2 separate regions of the Homo sapiens genome follow, and region 2 is linked to region 1. A link is a contact called in ENCODE Hi-C or POLR2A ChIA-PET data. All regions are on one chromosome and are shown on one strand. Each heading gives the region's core, a stretch centred on a gene start or an enhancer-like site at or near the end of the contact. The rest is flanking DNA. Distances are from core to core; before and after follow the strand shown. Region 1 holds the start of KIF19 (kinesin family member 19). Region 2 holds the start of BTBD17 (BTB domain containing 17).

Region 1 (5,122 bases), core at 1,783-4,282:
CCAGGATGGTCTTGATCTCTTGACCTCGTGATCTGGCCTCCTCGGCCTCCCAAAGTGTCAAGCACAGTTTCTTAAGGAAGCCCTCGCTGACCTCCAGGTTTAGGTCTTATCCCCTTCTTACCTACTCTCATGCCACTAAGCATTTCTTTGAAGCCCTTGTTAGCTGCAAACTCGTTTGTTTGTGATGCAATTCTTTGATGAATGCCTCATCTCTTCACACTAGACTTAAGGTAATGGAGAGAGGACAGGGCCTTTTCTGTTCACCACAGTTTCCCAGTTTCTAGAACAGTACCCAGCATGCTGCTGGTACTTGATACACACTTATTGCCTCGTGTGCCCTGCCTTCCTCATCCTGGTGACATGAGGACCAAGATTGCAAACAGAGAGCGAGGATTTTGCCACACGTTACACCCTAGAGGCGAGCTTTAGCTCTCAACCATATATATATGTGCTCTGTGGGCAGCAGGCATATTAGGGTGGGAAAGTCAAGCAATGAGCATGTGAAAGGTAAAGGATCAGGGCCCACCCAGGCTAGGGAAGCTCCCAGTTGTCCTTGGATCAATCTAGGAAGGCTTCCTGGAAGAAGAGCCCCCAGCTTCCTTGGTGATGTCATCAACAGCACAGCCAAGAGTTCAGTGAGTAGAGGAAGGAGGGTGCTGCAAGCCACAGGGGCCCTTTCTGCCCTCACCAGGTGAGCTGAGCCATCTGAGCAGACCTCTGCCCTGCAGCTCCTGCTGCAGAGCCCTGCATACCTGCTCATCCACTTTATGGGCGATGAGGGTAGCTCCTTCCTCCAGCTCTGCCACGCTGATGGGCCGGACCCGAAGCGCCACCTGGGAGGGAAAACCAAGCCCCTGGGATTAGAGGGAGAGGACCATGCTGGGCCTCAGAGAGACCTCAAGCAAGCCCCTGGCTTCTCTAGCATTCAGCCATCTCAGGCCTCCCTTGTCCTAAGTAAAACTCTACCTAGGTCAGAGGGCAGCAGGTCCACAGAGTGTTGGACTGTGTCTGAGTTGATGAGTCTCCCCAGGAGCCCTGGCCTCCGGGAGAGCCCCAGGGGAGAGAGCTGTCTGCTCCTCCAGCCTGCCTCAGCCTCACGCCCAAATAAAACACTCGCAGCTCCCCTGGGCTTGAACTTGGGGCCCTGGCACTGGAGCAGCCTCTCTGTGTTTCCGCGAATGACGTGCTGCAGAGGAAGGTGCAGGCACGGCTCTGGGATGAGGCCTGGTAGGTGGGATGGAGCAGGGAATGTCCCCCATCATCCCAACAGCCTGTGACCACATTCCTACACCGAGGAGAGTGTCACCTAGAGCGCCCACCCCCATCTGCCTGTCCTCCAGCCAGTGTGAAATGGGTCTCATCCTGTGCGTGGATCTCCCTAAAGAACAGGGTGGAGTGGGGAGCACGTCTTGTGCTGATCAAAGGGCAACAGCTGCTGGGTGTGGGGATAGAATGAACGGCCCTCTGGCCGAGTGAAGACTCCTTCAGGCCTGGCGTGGTGGCTCACGCCTGTAATCCCAGCACTTTAGGAGGCCGAGGTGGGCGGATCCTGAGGTCAGGAGTTCGAGACCAGCCTGGCCAACACGGCGAAACACCGTCTCTACTAAAAATACAAAAATTAGCTGGGCGTGGTGGTGCATGCCTGTTATCCCAGCTACTCGGGAGGCTGAAGCAGGAGAATCGCTTGAACTTGAGGGGCAGTGAGCTGAGATCGCACCACTTCACTCCAGCCTGGGTGAGAAAGTGAAACTCCGTCTCAAAAAAGAAAAACAAAACAAAACAAAACAAAAGGCACTTTCAGAGGGAACTACACTACCTGACGGGTCACCTTTAGTGGCATCTTCAGCCAAATTCCACTGGCGGGAGGGGAGGACCCTTCATCCCTGCTCCCCGGGGCACACAATACATGCCAAGGCCAGTGATTTTCAAAGAGACACATTCTAAAAAGCCAGAGAGGATGTCCTAGAGCCCAGGGCTTGCTTGGGGGCTGGAGCTGAGGCTCCTTTCAGAGAAGCAAGCCCACCCTTGAGAGGTAGGGGACTCTGGGAGCAACATTATCCTCCAGTTACCTTACTGCCCACCTTCTGGTGATGAGGGCCCTTCCCCAGACCTCAAAAATTAGGGGATGAGGAAGGGGCTTGCTGAGAGAGACACCCACCCACCCACAGCCTAGTGGTGGCCTCGAGGTCACTGAGTCATCTCCCTTGTTGCTCTGGCCCAGGCACCACTGATGATCAGGAATTCCACCTTCCCCTCCACAGCCCCCACTCTCACCTCCCCATCTGTCCCAGGCCCCAGGGCTCTGTGGGGCCATGGTAGCTGCATCTAGCACTTCTCTGAACTACTTCGAATCCGGACTTGGGCAGCATCCGTGTTGCAGCCCAAGAACCAGGCACTCCGGGCCCCATCCTGACACCAGGGGCCCTTGTCTTCCTACTGGTGACCCCCACATCCCTTTAAACTCCTGACCTCACCAGGGCTGGAGCAGCCTCTGATTAACTGGGAAACCGCCACCCTCCTTCTGGGGGCAGTTAGGTCAAGCCCTCCCTGCCCCTGGCGTTTCTGGATGAGAGAGCCGAGATTCATCTGCGCACGCTTTGGGGGCGGGATCTCCCAATGGGAGGGTGGAAAGGTGGGGGTGGGGTTGAAGTTGGGGTAATTTTCAGGCTCAGGAAAGTCTAAAAAGGCCATGGTCCCTTCTTGACACCCATCCTGCAGGACTTGGGGAAAGTTGCTCTGAAGAGTCCCGGCCCTGGTCGTTGCCTGTCCTCTCAGTGGGGTGGCGGCGAGGGGACAGGACTCTGTCGCTGGAGGCCGACTGAAGTAGACCACGGAGCGGGGTGGGGAGGAGGGTCTAAAAGGGTCTCACCATGAGTTGCTGGTCCTTGGAGTCCCCGCTGTCCTTCATGATTGCAGCAGGTGGAGGGGCTCAGGCCGCGCCACCGGGCATGGCTCAGCCGCACCCCCACCGCCTCCGGGTCGCGTCCGCCAGCTGCTAGCTGCCCGCCGCCTCGCGCGCTGCCTGACAACCCGAAACCAACAACGCGCCAGCGGCTAAGGACGCCGACCCGAGGCGGGGCAGGGGGAGGGCCCGGACGGCGCCGCCCCGCCCCCGGCGCCCGCCCCTCCCCGCGCTGAGGGTGAGAGTTGGCCGCCTCCGCCGAGGAGGCCCCCGAGCCTGAACCGCTGCGCGACGATGTGTGCCCGGCTGTGCGGCCCTGCGGCCCTCGGTGCGTCCGTGCGTCCGCCTGGCGCCTCCGTGTCAGTTCGCTAACTCCTGCGCGCCCACCCGCGCCCCTCTGCTCGCGGCGCGACCCCGTGCCACTGCCCTTTAGGGAGCGCCCCAGCAGCCACGCTGCCCCTTGAAGCACACGCATCTGCCGCTGTCTCTGGGGTCTCCAGGGCGGCGGCTGGCAGCCTCGGGTTTCCGTGGGCGCCGCGTGCATCGCAGCAGGTGCCTGTGCTGTGAGTGTCTGCACCCACTGCCCACTGGCATGGGTGGCAAAAAGTTGTCCCTTTGCTCAGGCCGCCCAGCACCTCTGTTACCTGGGGTGTGCTACAGAAGAGCCTGACTCAGTGCGACCCACTAGCAAACAAGTCTCTACCCCTGAACCCAGAATCTAGGTCACGATGGCTGGGTCCGTGTGCCCTGCTGGCTCCCCGCCTGCTGCTGGAAGAGCCACAATACTGTGCAAGAAAGTCTAGGTCTGACGCTACCGCCTCCATTCTTGGCGACAATAACAACGGTTGCACTCCCAGGGAACACAGGGGAAAGGTTCCTGTCCTCAGGAGGCCCTGGGAAAACTTGGATTCTGGTCCCAGTTCCGCCTCCAACTCGGCCAGCCACCTGGAGCTGGTTTTTCCTGCCTCCCTGGGGCCTCAGTTTCCTGGGGGATGTTGGAGCCTCTCCCAATTCTGATGTCCATCCTCTGTGTCCTCTGCCCCCACCGAAGCTGAGCCCGGCAGCCCCAAGACTGGGAGAGGAAGCCACGATGGGTTTCACTTTCCAGGGAAGGGGCTGGGAAAGGAAGCACTCATGTCCCCAGGGCTGCCTCAGACTGCCTGGGGTCCCTCAGAGGCAGAGTGTGATGCCAGCCTGTGCCCTGGGACTGGCTTCCCCGGCTGCCCCTGAGGAGCCTGTGTTGGGAATCGTTATTAATAAACAGCAGCAAGAAGCAGCCGTCAGCCTTGGGTTTAATAAATAGATAAACCAAGTAAAACTTGGTGGAAACCAAACTCTCCTGCCCGGGATCCCAGGTTTTGTCCTGTTCCTTGGCCTAGGCTGTAGGCTGGACAGTTTGCAAATGGGCATACTGTGACAAGAATCGGGTCGGGTTTTTTGTTTTTGTTTCTGTTTTTTTATGACAGAGTTTCACTCTGTCACCCAGGCCGGAGTGCAGAAGCACAATGGCACGATCATGGATGGCTCACTGCAGCCTCAATCCCTCAGGCTCAAGTGATCCTCCTGCCTCAGCCTCACAAGTAGTTGAGACTACAGGTGCGCACCACCACGCCTGGCTAACATTTTGTATTTTGTAGAGACAGGGATCTCACTGTGCTGTCCAGGCTGGTTTTGAACTCCTGGACTCAAGCAATCCTCCCACCTCAGCCTCTCGAAAGAGAATCGGGTAAGTTTTAGGGGTGTGTTGTGCTTGCATTTTAGGCTCCTGAAAAGAACCTATTTGGATCAATCAAACAGGCCCCTGGTCAACTGGGCTGTCACTATTTTTCTTTTTCTTTTCTGTTCCTCCACATGCATCAGTCCCACCCAGAATGCCCCATAGTTATTTTTGTTTTTGTGGGGTGTTTTTTGTTTTTGTTTTTGTATTTTTGAGACAAGGTCTTTCTCTCTTTCTCTTTTTTTTTCTTCTGCCTCCCCACCCCTCAAGACAGGGTCTCACTCTGTGGCCCAGGCTAGAGTGCAGTGGTGCCATCACAGCTCACTGTAGCCTCAACCTCCTGGGCTCAAGCGATTCTCCTAACTCAGCCTTGGGAGTAGCTGGGACAACAGGCGCATGCCATCACGCCTGGCTCATTTTTTTTTTTTAATTGTTGTAGAGGCAGGGTCTCAAACTCCTGAGCTCAAGCAATCCTCCTGCCTCAGACTCCCAAAGTGCTGGGA
Region 2 (5,122 bases), core at 944-3,443, 36 kb before region 1:
ATGGGAGGTGGGGCCTGTCAGAGATGGGGAGTCAGAGGTGACTCTTCCGGGTCTTCTTGATGATCCAGGGCCTCCCAGCTTCCTTCACACTTGAAATGCCACCAATCTAGCTCTAGTAGGTAGCGCTTGTCTTGGGGTGCGTATAACAATTGTCTGGGAGTACTTAGAAAATACAGACAGCCAGACCCTGCCCCTGAAAATCCTGGTTCCAAGGTGGAGCATGGGAGATTCTAATGCAGGTGGCTACCCTTCAAGAATGACTGACACAAAATTAGCTAGGCGTGGTGGCACTGCCTTTGTCCCAGCTACTTGGGAGGCTGAGGCAGGAGGATCGCTTGGGCCTAGGAGTTTGAGGCTGCAGTGAGCTATGATTGTGTCACTGCACTCCAGCCTTGGTGACTGAGAGATTCTGCCTCTAGAAAAGCAAAACAAAACAAAGAATGACTGATGCAGAGGCTGAAGGAGGCTGGAGTTGAGAGGCACAAATATCAAACGACAGTTTTCTGAGTAGCGGGTTCTCTTATCATCAATAACATTCCTATCGAAAGCACTGTGCTTGGAAGCTGGGATGCCCTCAGGGACCAGGGCTGCCCTGCTGCATGGAGACTTGGACTTGCTGGGTTGAGCCAGGACATGGTACAGCCCATGGGAAGGGCAGGCGGGCAGCCAGTGGGCAAGGGATAGTGGATTTGGACGAGGGGAGCCAGGCATGAAACTCAGGGCAGCTGGAGGGGTTTCCGCTGGGCTGGAGAGCTCCAACTCTGCCAACCCGGACGAGGCAGGTGCCAGACCCAGTTCTTGCTCTCTCTGCGGCTCCAGAGAGGGGGTGGAGCTGCTGGGTCTCTGTGCCAGCCAGAGGCAGAAATCAATGCATCGAGCTGGCCCCTGGGATCCAGAGAGCCAGGGAGAGGAAGATTTAATTCATCCCCAACCTAGAGCCCTGCCTCGGAGTCAGATCCCTTGGGAGTCACCCACTTCGGTTAGCCAAGCTCAAAGGAGTCCCTCCCACGAAGAACTGGGGCAGACCCTGCTGGCTCCCTGCAAAGGTGAGGACTCACAGCATGCCACCCTACACACACACACACACACACACATGCGCGCGCGCTTTTGCTGAGCTCCAGACTCACTTTCCTCTCTCTGTTGCCTTTGTTTTTAGAAGAGCACTCCTCTGCACTAACCCAACTGAGACTGCAACCTAGCTCCCTGCCTCAGTTTCCTTACATTGGGAGTGAAACACCAGGTCTGCAGCATGCCTCCTTAGCCTGGAAAAGGAAAAATTACAGTGGGAAATAAGACAGAAGCTGGTAAAACAAGCCTTCCAAGGAGGTGAACCCAGAGACCTGAGGCCACTTGGGGAAGGAGAATTCAAGTCAGGAAATAGCAGGGCAGACAGTCCCCAGCCTTGGGCTGGCTGGAGCGCAGAGCTAGAAGGTGGCCAGCCCCGCTCTGGGCAGGGGTCACCCATGCAGTGGTGCACGGGGCAGGGTGCATCTGCTCTATGCCCAGCCCTGCCACCTGGCTCAGCTTGCCCCTGGGGGAGGCGACAGTCACAGTCCCCACAGAACTTTCCTGCCAGCCCATCACCCTCCCCACAGCATTCCAGGAACCTTCTTCAACAAAGAATATGAAACTGACATCAGTTGCCCATGGGCCCCTATTCGAGAGATCTCTGAGCTTCTCTCTGAGGAGCTGCCCCACCCCAAAATGGGAGTGGGGGAGGGGTGGGAGCCTCAGCCGCCTCTCCTTTCCTCTTCCAGGCCCTTCCTTTGCAGCCGGCTCACCATGGTGCTCCAGGCACGACGCTGCCAAGTGTGCTCTGTGCCAGGGCCGAGGCCTGGGGTTGGGGGAGGGAACTGGGGACCCTCAGGCCAATGGCTGCCAGTGGTCCTGGAGCCCCTCGCCTATTCTGCAGAGAGCCTGAAACTTTCCAGGGAGAGGCACGGCTAGCCCTGCTGGGTGGTAAGGAGATTGGGGGAGGAGGGTTCCGGATCTGTTCCCCTTGGGGGCCCACAGGCAGCACAATAGCCCCCGGGGCTGCCGCTCTCTGGCTTAAGTGGTTGCCTGGGCAACAGCTGGGGCCAGTTTCCACCAATCCATGGAGGAGGCTGAGTGGGGGAGGGAGGCCAAGCAGGAAGGGGGGTGCCGTCCCCTTGTGCCGGATCCTATATAAGGAAGAGGGATGTGAGCAGAGTGGTCTGGGCTTCACCGTCCCTCCAGTGGACTTGGGGGCTGAGCATAAAGATGCCTAGGAGAGGCTACTCCAAGCCTGGGTCCTGGGGCAGCTTCTGGGCCATGCTGACCTTGGTGGGCCTGGTCACCCATGCAGGTGAGCGGGCAGTGGGCCAGGTGCGGGGCAGGGTGGAGCGGCAGGTCGTCCCAGCCCTGGCTGCACGCGGCCGGCCAGGAGGGGGCGGTGTCCAGCTGCTGGGGAGAGCACGGGGTGGACCGGACAGCTCCACGGACTCATCTGTCTGAAGGAAGGAGGGGCCTGGCAGGCAGGTGGGCAGGGCTCTTAAGGACAAGAGGACCCTCCATTGCCCATTGTCCTGGGCAGAGGCTGAATGGGGACGCCATCAGCATTCAGGTCCTTCAAAGTGACAGCTGGGGAAGGCCGTGCTGGGAAACATACTACCCGCTTCTCTTTCACCCTCCCTTTGTCCCTCGGCCTCCCTCTCTCATGCACAGATGCTCTGCTCCTGTGTGAGCCTTCTCTCCTGTGTGCACCACGGGCCTGCATGTGCTGTGCGTGCACATGTGGCTGCGGCCCATCTGCTGCAATCAGGCCCCCGCCCGCCTCCCTCTGCGAGGCTCCCCTCGCTGTTCTCGGCTTGGGAAAGCTGCTGACAGTTTCTATAACTGAGTGCATATCCCCATCTGACTGTCGGGGCATCCTGGAGCATAAGCAAAGGGCCGGCCTGGCCAGCCTCAATGCTCAGTTACCCAGGAAGTTCTATTCCAGCACCAGCTGGCCCTTCGCACTTTCTCCTGTCCCCTGCTGGCCACCCCAGAAAATCGGCTTCTGTCTCAGAGATCAGGACCCAAGAGGGCAGGGCTGGGCCTGGAAAACAGCTTCCCTTCCACACCCGCAGCCTCGTCTCACACCCGCCCCTCTCTCCTGCTACTGCTGTGGCCTCCCTAATGCTCTCTCTGCTCCCAGTACCCCAGGCCCATTCCGTTCAAGGGCCTTTGCGGGGCTGGAGCCTGCCTTGACACTGGTTCCCTGGCTGGCTCCTTTAAAACTGGAGTGCTTATTTGTGTGTGTCTTACCCGTTTGATATGTCAATTCGTGCTTTTATGAGCATAAGAACTTGGCTTGCTTTGTCCACTGCCACATCCCAAGCTCTTAGGAGAATGTCTAGCATATAGTAAGTGCTCAATAAATATTTGTTAGTGAATGCACCACTTCTGACTACTGCTCCAAGGGGTTAGATGGATAATTCTTTAGGAAGTGAGAAGGGTGGGACCACGAGTTTCCTCAACCCTTGCCTGGGGGGCTGGCAGCATGGAGATGAGTTCTGGGCATGTTGTCCTAAACCTGAGCACAACCTCCCCCTGCCTGAATGCACCCCCTTCCAAGAGCATCCTCTTGGGGTTTGCATTGGCATGACCTTCCCACCCAGGGTGCGTTTGTATGTGCACCGATGCATCCACGCGCCTCGTGGGCACAAACAGGTATGCACATACAACCCGCCTAGGCCCACCTTGCCCTCTGCTCACACCCATGCATATGTCTCCAGCTGGTCCCTCTCCACCCCTGACTGAGGTTCTGGGCCCGGGCACCTTCTCAGGCTATGCTGTGTTCCTTCCTGCTGCAGCACAGAGAGCCGATGTTGGCGGGGAGGCAGCTGGCACCTCCATCAACCACTCCCAGGCGGTGCTCCAGCGCTTGCAGGAGCTGCTGCGGCAGGGCAACGCCAGCGATGTGGTTCTGCGGGTGCAGGCTGCGGGCACCGATGAGGTCCGGGTATTCCACGCCCACCGCCTGCTGCTGGGACTGCACAGTGAGCTGTTCCTGGAGCTGCTAAGTAACCAGAGCGAGGCGGTGCTGCAGGAGCCACAGGACTGCGCCGCTGTCTTCGACAAGTTCATCAGGTGGGGACGCGGAAGACTAGGGGATGGCTTCATCCCTTCCTCAGCCCCCGGCTCCTCCACCTACAGGGTCAGGGAAGCCCAGGCCCTTAGAGGTTGTTATGTCCATTTCCCCGGACATCACTGGGATGACAGTGACCCCTGCATCCCTTCTTCCACTGTACAGCTCCCTGTCTTTGCCCGTGTCATCTGTGCAGTTTGATGTCACTTTCGGTTCCTAGTAACCCCCTCAGAGCTGTTTCCAAACCTGGCCATAGACAGCTTTTAAAAACTACAGTTTTGGGGCCGGGCACGGTGGCTCATGCCTGTAATCCCAGCAATTTGGGAGGCTGAGGCAGGTGGATCACTTGAGGTCAGGAGTTCAAGACCAGCCTGGCCAACATGGTGAAACCCTGTCTCTACTAAAAATATAGAAAATTAGCTGGGTGTGGTGGCACACGACTGTAATCCCAGCTATTTGGGAGGCTAAGGCAGGAGAATGGCTTGAACCTGGGAGGCAGAGTTTGGGTTTGCAGTGAGCTGAGATTGTGCCACTAGATTCCAGCCTGGGTGACAGAGCAGGATTCTGTCTGAAAAAAATCAACCAACCAACCAACCAACCAACCAAACAAACAAACAAAAAAACTACAGTTTCACGGATCCCAACCTGGATTGTCAGTTTCAGGTCTAGGGTTAGGGCCAGCAATCATTTTTTATTTTATTTTATTTATTTACTTTTTATTTTCCTAAATATTCCATTATAGACGAATATTTTTTATTTGAAAGCATCGCTGTGGTTTTGGTGTTTGGCCAGGTTTGGAACCACAGGGCTAGGGAGCTGAAAAAGTTAGACGGCTCTCTCCACCTCCTGCCTCCTGCCGTGATGCTGCTCAGGGGGTGCCATTCACACTAGTGTCTAAGAAAGTAACTCTGTTCTAACGGCTCAGACGAGATGCCTGCAGAATTCCATACATTGCTTCCAAGTTCCAGGCAACAGGAAAGGGGATAAGACAGAAGGGCAAAAAGGGTCTTCCTGTTAACCCGGAATCAGTTG

The links. Hi-C counts contacts between places; a loop is a spot of excess contacts on that map. ChIA-PET counts read pairs that join two places held with the same protein, here RNA polymerase II (POLR2A). Pooled maps may share reads with other maps.
Region 2: a loop to region 1 is called in a map of posterior cingulate gyrus, with 2.2 times the contacts of the local background. The contact joins the promoter of BTBD17 here to the promoter of KIF19 in region 1. A Hi-C loop is called at or near these places in 4 of 168 maps with a recorded cell type or tissue (head of caudate nucleus, heart left ventricle, pancreas and 1 more) and 8 of 50 pooled maps. POLR2A ChIA-PET finds 5 or more read pairs at or near these places in 5 of 52 experiments (Caco-2, K562, OCI-LY7 and 2 more).

Annotation. Positions count from the first base shown.
Region 1 is chr17:74,324,136-74,329,257 of GRCh38, reverse strand. It overlaps KIF19 (kinesin family member 19), which reads right to left and starts at 3,032. Exons shown (of 20, transcript NM_153209.4): 1 at 2,870-3,032; 2 at 753-833. The coding sequence starts at 2,908. RefSeq lists an enhancer at 1-867 and a silencer at 2,998-3,217.
Region 2 is chr17:74,358,939-74,364,060 of GRCh38, reverse strand. It overlaps BTBD17 (BTB domain containing 17), which reads left to right and starts at 2,193. Exons shown (of 3, transcript NM_001080466.2): 1 at 2,193-2,326; 2 at 3,816-4,092. The coding sequence starts at 2,242. RefSeq lists silencers at 2,322-2,371, 2,452-2,501.